Linked DNA regions of Homo sapiens: region 1 is linked to region 2. The links are chromatin contacts, found by Hi-C or POLR2A ChIA-PET in ENCODE. All regions are on one chromosome and are shown on one strand. Each heading gives the region's core, a stretch centred on a gene start or an enhancer-like site at or near the end of the contact. The rest is flanking DNA. Distances are from core to core; before and after follow the strand shown.

Region 1 (4,700 bases), core at 182-2,681, 790 kb after region 2:
GCTGGTTCCAGAGAGCAGTGAGATGCCCAGCTGTGCAGTTTGGAAGGGAAGCGTGGAGGTGGGTGGCCCCTGTCCTGAGGTGACAACGGTGGGGCAGAAGACTGATGGGCTTACAAGGGGGATGTGGAGCACAAAAGGGGACAGGTACCCGGGATCCAGCCTGGGAGATATTAGCAAGGCCAGACTTCTGAAGGAGCTGGTGGTGTGGGGATGGGTCTGTAGCCACAAGCAGAGACACCTCATGGGATCTTGGTACTCCCCTGAAGCAGGTTTTGACTTCACTGTAAGGAGGAATATTTCCCTCACTGAAGCCATCAGGGCATGGGAGGAATTGTCCCTGTGGGGCAGTGAGGCCAGGTCACAGGGGTATCTGAATGGAGACTAATGGCTTCTGGAATTGGGCAGTATGAGTCCTGGTTCCTGACTAGCCTCAAGTCACATCCCAGCTCTGCCACTTCTTGGCTGTGTAAATCCTGAATAAGTCACTTAAACGTTCTGAGTGTTACTTTCCTGCGTGTAGAATTAAACGTTCTGAGTGTTACTTTCCTGCGTGTAGAATGGGACTGGCGGAAGGGTCTTACAGAGCTGCGGTATTAAACCAGATGGAACATGTACCCCAGCGTGAGCCTGACCCCCTGACGGTGAGCATTCCCACAGCAAGTGACCATTCATGAAAGCTTACCAGGGTCAGGCACAGGGCTAACACATCCCACTGATACAATCTGGAATCATCCCAACAGAGCTATGGAATCAACACCATGGTTATGCCCGCGTAACAGATAAGGAAACCGAGGCTCGGAGAGGTTTAGGAAATTGCATAAGGCCACTGAGGGTTGCTGCCGTCATTCTTGCAGGCGGGGTCTCGGGCAAGGTTAAGGCAAGTCTGGGTCCGCCCCTCCCACCCTACCCCACCCCCAACCCCCCCTCCCCCGCGCCGGCCCGGCCTGGCCCTGGCCCATGCCTCTGCCTCTCCCCGCAGGTACGTGTCGGCCCTGACCACGCCCGCGCGCCTCTCGCCCGTGGACTTCCACTACTCGCTGGCCACGCAGGTGCCAACTTTCGAGATCACGTCCCCCAACTCGGCGCACGCCGTGTCGCTGCCGCCGGCGGCGCCCATCAGTTACCGCCTGGCCGAGCAGCAGCCGTTACTGCGGCACCCGGCGCCCCCCGGCCCGGGACCCGGACCCGGGCCCGGGCCCGGGCCCGGCGCAGACATGCAGCGCAGCTATGACAGCTACTATTACCCCGCGGCGGGGCCCGGACCGCGGCGCGGGACCTGCGCGCTCGGCGGCAGCCTGGGCAGCCTGCCTGCCAGCCCCTTCCGCATCCCCGAGGACGACGAGTACGAGACCACGCAGGAGTGCGCGCCCCCGCCGCCGCCGCGGCCGCGCGCGCGCGGTGCGTCCCGCAGGACGTCGGCGGGGCCCCGGCGCTGGCGCCGCTCGCGCCTCAACGGGCTGGCGGCGCAGCGCGCACGGGCGGCGAGGGACTCGCTGTCGCTGAGCAGCGGCTCGGGCGGCGGCTCAGCCTCGGCGTCGGACGACGACGCGGACGACGCGGACGGGGCGCTGGCGGCCGAGAGCACACCTTTCCTGGGCCTGCGTGGGGCGCACGACGCGCTGCGCTCGGACTCGCCGCCACTGTGCCCGGCGGCCGACAGCAGGACTTACTACTCACTGGACAGCCACAGCACGCGGGCCAGCAGCAGACACAGCCGCGGGCCGCCCCCGCGGGCCAAGCAGGACTCGGCGCCACTCTAGGGCCCCGCCGCGCGCCCCTCCGCCCCGCCCGCCCCACTATCTTTAAGGAGACCAGAGACCGCCTACTGGAGAGAAAGGAGGAAAAAAGAAATAAAAATATTTTTATTTTCTATAAAAGGAAAAAAGTATAACAAAATGTTTTATTTTCATTTTAGCAAAAATTGTCTTATAATACTAGCTAACGGCAAAGGCGTTTTTATAGGGAAACTATTTATATGTAACATCCTGATTTACAGCTTCGGAAAAAAAAAAGAAACAACAAAAAAAAAAGAGAGATGGGCCAATTTTTTGACTCTTTAATAGAAACCTATTTTGTGGTGCCTTTTGCTGTATGCTCATCTGGGGCTCCGGGGGACAGGTCTGGGTTGTGGGGTGCTGAGAGTGACAGCTGGGAGAGAAGAGGTGCGGGTTCTGTTGGGGGCGAGGGTGGGGGGCGGTGGGGGGTTGGCCCTAAGGAAGAACTGAGGACGGAAGTAGCTTTGCTCCCAGGCAAGAGCTGAAGTTCCCGACCCCTGGGAGGAGAGGGCCAGGACCCTAGGCTTGGAGCTGGAGCTGGGGTAACTTCCAGGGGGAGATAAAGACACAGCTACCCGAATGGGGAAGCCCTGGCTACTCACAGCTGTTAAAGGAGGGGGGGCAGAGAAACGTTTCCCCAAGAGCCTGAGCCCAGGGAGGTGGCAGCTCTGCCAGGGGCCCAATGTTGGCGGCTCCTGTCCCCCACAGCCTCCAGGACGCCCCTCCGTCCTCTGCAGCACCTTCGTTTACAGGTCGTCTTTTCTATTTTACACCTGCATGTCCTTTGCATTTCAGATTCTTTAGATTGGATGCATGGTCACGCTGGGACCGAGAAGAGCCACTCGACAGTGTATTCCCCTTTTAGCAATAAAGTAACACCATTTCCTTCTCACAGGCTGCCTCCTAGCCCCCAACCCACCTATGACATCCACTCGTCTCCAGTCCTGCCCTCCCACCCCCAAAAACTGGGTCCACTGCTAATTTGTCAAAAAGGTAATTGTTTAAAAAAAAAAAAAATCCCAAACAGAAACAGATGGGAATCCTGTCCTGAAATGTCTGAACACCTGACTGTTGACACTTGAACATTTTTATATTATAAATAAAATCAGAAATAACTCCTGTTTGACTGTGTGTGCCTAGCCTCAGATGAGGAGGGAACTCAGAGCACGAAGTCCCATGGTGGATGTGGATGATGCTGGCCTGGAGGTTGGAGGGGGCCAGGGCAGTCCCTGGAAGGAAGTGACCCTGTCTCCGGTCTCTCCGGCCCCAGCTCACAGGACAGACTCCAGCCCTCCTCCCGCTTCCAAGAATATTTACAAGGTGTCCCCACTGGCTGCTGGGGAACCTGGCCAAGGGACTGACACAAATTGCTCTGCTTCAAACTCAGCGTTGGAACTCTGGCCCAGTTCCTGCCCTGGATCTATGGGCCGGACTGAGGCAACAGTTGCCGGCCTAGGTGGTTGAGGAGGGATGGGTTGTGGGGTTGGTAATAGCACAGCCAAGGCAGGATGACCCTTGGACCCTGAGGCACGTCACAGGCAAAGTCTGAACATGCAAAGTGGCATAACAGTGGTACCCTCAGCTGCCAGGACCACAGCTGCTGCAGTTCATAAGCCCACAGGGTGTTGCTCTTTCCCCAACTTTATACCCCCTCAGAGCCAGGACCTGTCTAAACCCGCAGACCTGAGAGAGAGTACATGATTTCAGTATGGAGAAGGCAGATGGAGGCCCAGGTTCAAAAGCCTTTCCCCTCATCAACTAATTTAGTAAACCAGTGCCCAGCACCCGGAACTATTCGGTTCCAGCCAGACACACGGACGTCTTCCACCCAAACAGCTGAGGTGGTTGGCATGCACACTCGGCTACACGTGTGTGTGTGTGTGTGTGTGTGTGTGTGAATCCCACTAGGATGTGTGTAGTCAGAGACCTATAGGTGGGAGGGACAGAGAGGCTGCGGGTTGAGAGGGCTTTGGCATCAACAGGGCGTAAGTTCAAATTCCAGCTCTGTGCCGCCTAGCTGTGTGACGTCTCTAGGCCACAGTTTCCTTGCTGGGAAATGGGTGATGTAAATACCTATTCCAAAAGGTTGCTGTGGAGATTATAAAGTACCCAGTGCTGATGCTGGCACGTGATAGATGCCTATTACATGGCTGATTTGATGGTGGTGATGACAATATCCTGTGCCTTGCATCCTTGTATCACACAGCCAGAGTGACAAAAACTAGATGAGAGGGAGTCGATGGAAAAAAATAAAGAACAAATTAAAGTTATTGTATTTATTGTGGGGGTGCTGGGAAAAAGTATCTGCTACAAAAAATTTTAAAAAGGAAAATAATGAACTCAATCCTGCATAAACCTGCAACTCACTGGCCCCTCCCGGCCCCCTTCTGTTGATCTCATCCAGGCCCCTCTGCTGTCTCTGGTTTCGTAGTTGACTTTAAAATTCTCTGAGAGCCAGTTATTCTTCTCTGTGACTTGTGGCTTCTGTAGGATCCCAAATTAACTCCATATGAACTCTTGGGGAACCCATTGACCTTTGTGTGGTCCAGCTTATTGTCCTCGTGTGACCTTTCTGGGGGCTCTAGGTTGCTGTTGCTTTCTAAATTTTAGAGTCAGAAGCCACCCAATGAACCCACCAATCTCTATGTGGCCCTCGGTTGATTCTGAATGACCTCTTGGTGAACTCACCGATCTTTGCATGAGCATCGGGTACCTTCATTATATGCTTTGAATCCTACAGTACCTGCCATATGTGCGGAGAGTCCAAGGCCAGAACCTAACAGAGTTCTTTCCTCACCTGTCATCCACCCATTCATTTCACAGGTATGATTAGGACCCGGGAACACATGTGGCCAGAGAGGCCCCTTCTCCACTCTGCCTCTCAAACCTCTGCCTGGGGAAGCCTTCCCAGTGGCCTTTCAGGAA
Region 2 (4,450 bases), core at 1,103-3,602:
CCACCACACCATCCACACTGACCGGATGAAGGTTTGCTGTGTTTCAGGGTGCTGCAAGCCTCGACGAAGGCTGACCAGAGCCCCCTCTCTCTCCTTTTCCTCTGTCCCCCGCTGGGCTTGCCGCAGGAACTGCTGCACCTGGAGTTCAGGGCAGGGAAAGGAGAACACACGGTTCACAGAAAGCAAGTCCTAAGTCTCTCTCTGCCCACTTCACCTGTGAGCCTTCCAATATCACACCTTCAGAACTTGTCATTCACACTAATGCAACTAATAAGCATCTACCTTGCAGTGGAGTGGACAGAGAATCAGAACTGAGTTCTAATACCATACCTGCCACTTACTCCATATGGGACCTGAACCTAAGTTTCCTCACCTGAAAATGAGAATAACAATATCTATCCTGCCTTCATACAGGGTTCTTTCAAGGATATTTAAACCTCTCAGCCTGGCAAAACCTACTCCTCTAGCCATTCTCCCCATGCAACCTACACTCTAACAACAACCAGCCTAACATGAGCTTTTTCTTTTTCTTTTTTTTACATTTCCGAGCTTTTGCACATGCTATTTCTTCTGCCTGGATACCCTCTCCAGCTTCCCACTCTCTTCAGGTTTCTGCTCCTCATTTCCTCTGGGAAGTTAGCTCTTTTTGAGAGACTTAGGAGTTTCTCTTGTTCCTCATGTTTCCTTCCCTTGTGACATCTGTCTTCTTCACCGGGCTGTGAGCACCTCAAAGAAAAGGACTCTATCCTTTCATCTTTGTGTACCTCAGTGACCAGCACAGTGTCCTGGCATAAAGTAAGCATACAATGGAATAGTATGACCTAGGAATAAGTTGATAATATATATGTCAACATGGTATGTACGGTAAACTATGTACGTAAACATAATACAAATACAGGGGATACTCAATGCTTACTGAATAAATCCTTTCATTCACTCATTCAATAAACACTGAGTACTTAACTATATGCCAGATAATGTGCAGGCAACCGGGTTTTCAATGACAACACAGGATCTAGGTTTTCCTGCAATTAAAGTCTAGTTGGAGAAATAACAATAGACAAACCATTAGATAATGATTAATATTCTACAAGAAACAAGTAGGTGGCCGGGCACAGTGGCTCACGCCTGTAATCCCAGCACTTTGGGAGGCCAAGGCGGGTGGATCATGAGGCCAGGTGTTCCAGACCAGCCTGACAAACATGATGAAACCCCGCCTCTACTTAAAATACAAAAATTAGTGGTGGCGCGCGCCTGTAATCCCTGCTACTCGGGAGGCTGAGGCAGGAGAATCGCTTGAACCCGGGAGGCGGATGTTGCAGTGAGCCGAGATCATGCCACTGCACTCCAGCCTGGCGACAGAGCGAGAGTCTCAAAAAAAAAAAAAGAAAAGAAAAGAAAAAAAATAGGCTCTCAAGACAGAATACCAAAAGAAACGAACGTTAGACGTAGCGAATGCCAAGGGCTTGAGACACAAATCCGATATATCGTTGCAGGAACTAAAAAGAGGACGGTGGGTAGGATGAGAAAACTGATAAAATTTGAGTTAGGAAGAGGCTAGACCATGCTATGCTTTGCAAGGCACAGGAAAGATTTTGGTCTCCACGTGTTTTTAAAGGACGTAGTGACGGTGACAAGCATAGATGCAGGGTGACCTTTTAGGAGACTGCAGTAGTATCCAGAGAGGAGGTGGTGGTGGCAGCTTCGATGGTGAGGCATGTAAAGACTCCAAAGCTCTTCAGGAGGTAAACAACTAGGACTTGATGATGGATCGATATGGGGTTGTGGGTCAAAGAGTTGTGCAGGATGATTCCCCTGTTTCTGGCTTGACCCACTGGATGCGTGGAAGTGTAGAGTGGATTGCGTTCAGGTTTGGGGCAGACCTCGAGTACTCCCGGGAGTCTGGCGCCAGCGGGCGTGGACTCCAGCGCACCCTACCTTGCCCCCTCACCTCGGTTTCCCCGAGGATCGCAGCCACACATCCCTCTCCAGCTTCCTCTGGGGCGTCGTTTCTCAGCAGCCTCTTGCTGACCAGCTGCTGCTCCCTCCGCGCCTTCCGCAGTGCTGGGGGCAGAGGAGCCGGCTGAGCGTGGGAAGGACGACCACAACCCAGAACCCGCGGCTCCGAGCCTGGGGTCTCAACTTATCCCCGACCGCCATATACCCCCGCGCTCCCTCGGCCGCCCACACCTGCCTCCCGCTCCCGCCGGCGGCGCCGTAGCTCCTCCACCCCGCAGACCGTGGGCCTGAGGCGGCCCTGCCGTCGGCTCCACATGGTGGAGCAGGAGGAGGAAAGCCGAAGGAAACAGCAGCCACAACGCTCCCAGGGGCGTAGAAGATGGCACCGACTGCGCAGCCTCAGCACAGGGCGGGAACAGGCGGGGAGGGCGCGAGGAGCGGGGTGGGTGCTGGGTGAGGGCGGGGCTCGGCGAGTGGACGCCTCGCGGGGACGGTGGGCGGGGCGAGGGCTAGAGACGCTGCACCACTAGACCAGAGCCAGAGGCGTCGCTCTGCCTCTGATTGATTTCCTGTCTTACCAATTCTAGGAAAAAAAGTCTCTCATCCCTGACCTCGAGTGACCCAAGCCAGCAGTGTCACAATCTACTCAGCAAACACAACTTCCCCACCCACAATACGCTCTAGATGAAAGTTCAAAACAATCCCGAACTGCGGGAAGCGCCATGATGCCGTTTCACTATTAATGCGGATCCCACTGATGAGAGCTGCCAAAAACGCTTGAAGCGTCATTGAATTGTCAACGAAAAGAGTCCAACTCTGTAAAATATTTGAAGAGACTTATTCTGAGCCAAATATGAGTGACCATGGCCCTTGACACAGCCCTCAGGAGGTCCTGAGAACATGTGCCCAAGGTGGTCCGGTACAGCTTGGTTTTACATATTTTAGGGAGATATGAGACTTCAGTTCATTCAAGAAATACACTGGTTGGGCCGGGCCTGGTGGCTCATGCCTGTAATCCCAGCACTTTGGGAGGCCTGGGCGGGTGGATCAGCTGAGGTCAGGAATTTGAGACCAGCCTGGCCAACATGGTGAAACCCCATCTTTACTAAAAATACAAAAATTAGCCGGGAGTAGTGGTGGGTGCCTGTAATCCCAGCTACTCGGGAGCCTGAGGCAGGAGAATCGTTTGAACCCGGGAGGCGGAGATTGCAGTGGGCCGAGATCGCGCCCCATTGCCTGGGGTACAAGAGCGAAACTCCGTCTCAAAAAAAAAAAAAAGAAAGAAAGAAAGAAAGAAATCTGGGATATGATGAGGTTTCTCTTCAAATAATTAGATCAATCTTTTATTCTTTAATTCATAGTACTCCCCCCCACACACACTTTTGTTTTCCTTTTTCTCCTTTTTGCCTTCGTTAGATGCCGAGGCACGCCACAGTACAAGACGTTATCAGTACCAGACGTTATCAGTACCAGCTCACATTCCTTTCATTATTTGGAAAGAGGACTAACTTTCTAGTTCATTACAGGCACCCCTTCCCCTTTCCTCTCCACTTTCTTTTACGTGCCCACATTACCTAAAAAAATCAAATGTTTAGCCAACCGGGATTAGTTCAGATTGTATGACCCGACCCCGGCCAATGGGGAAAGGGTACAGGGGCAGGACTTGCGTCAGGAATAAAGGCTCTCGTGCCCCTTTGTTCAGGTGTGCTCTCATGGCGACTGGCCAAGCAGACACCCCTCTGAGCAGAAGTAAAATTGCTTTGCTAATAATCCTTTGTTCGAGTGTTCAATTTCCCTTAGGATTTTGAGCGTTATTCCTAAGAGAAAGAAAAGAAAGAAAGGAAGGAAGAAAGAAAGAAAGAAAGAAAGGGAGAAAAGAAAGAAAGAAAAGAAAAGAGGAAAGGAGGAAGGGAAGAGAGGGGAGGGGGAAAGAGAGAAAGACATTGGTTTGTGGGACAACAGAAAGGCGGGACAACTCGAAGTGGGGCGGTGGGGGGCTTCCAGCTTATAGGTAGATTTTAAATTTTTCTGGTTGACAATTGGTTGAGTTTCTCTAAAGACCTGAAATCAATAGAAAGGAATGTCTGGGTTAAGATAAAGGATTGTGGAGACCCAAGTTCTTATTTGCAGAGGAAACCTTCAAATCCTAGGCTTCAGAGAGAATGGGTTGTAAAATGTTTCTTATCAAACTTAAAGTCTGTGTTGATGTTAACGGTAGAGAGGTATAATGAGGCACGTTCAACCCCTACTTCCCATCATGGCCTGAAACGGTCACTCGGGTTTAATTTTGAAAGAGCCCTGGCTGAGGAGGAAGTCCATTCAGATGGTTGTGGGGGGCGGCCTTAGAATTTTATTTTTGCTTTACAGAATGTTCACCACAATGACCATTATTCTCATTTTATATGTGATGAAAATGAGAAAGATATCATTATTTCACTTCTCTGCATAAAACTGAATTCCCATAATTTTTAGGATAAAATCTTTCACCAAA

What was found. A loop is a pair of places that touch in the nucleus more often than their neighbours do. ChIA-PET counts read pairs that join two places held with the same protein, here RNA polymerase II (POLR2A).
Region 1: a map of CD4-positive, alpha-beta memory T cell shows a loop between it and region 2 (12-fold over the local background). The contact joins the enhancer-like site here to the promoter of TMCO6 in region 2. A Hi-C loop is called at or near these places in 1 of 168 maps with a recorded cell type or tissue (CD4-positive, alpha-beta memory T cell). POLR2A ChIA-PET finds 5 or more read pairs at or near these places in 1 of 52 experiments (activated CD8-positive, alpha-beta memory T cell).

What each region holds. Positions count from the first base shown.
Region 1 is chr5:139,844,977-139,849,676 of GRCh38, reverse strand. NRG2 (neuregulin 2) reads left to right here. Exons shown (of 10, transcript NM_004883.3): 10 at 980-2,896. The coding sequence ends at 1,760. Among named protein-coding and RNA genes, the nearest start is that of PSD2, 52 kb to the right of the region's middle. RefSeq lists silencers at 899-958, 1,009-1,428, 1,559-1,748. Within about 2 kb of position 1,431, at least 20 of the 41 ENCODE cell types and tissues checked have a DNase peak (open chromatin) inside an H3K27ac peak, as active enhancers do.
Region 2 is chr5:140,637,353-140,641,802 of GRCh38, reverse strand. It overlaps TMCO6 (transmembrane and coiled-coil domains 6), which reads right to left and starts at 2,352. Exons shown (of 12, transcript NM_018502.5): 1 at 2,191-2,352; 2 at 1,952-2,064; 3 at 23-138. The coding sequence starts at 2,275. RefSeq lists a silencer at 2,291-2,540.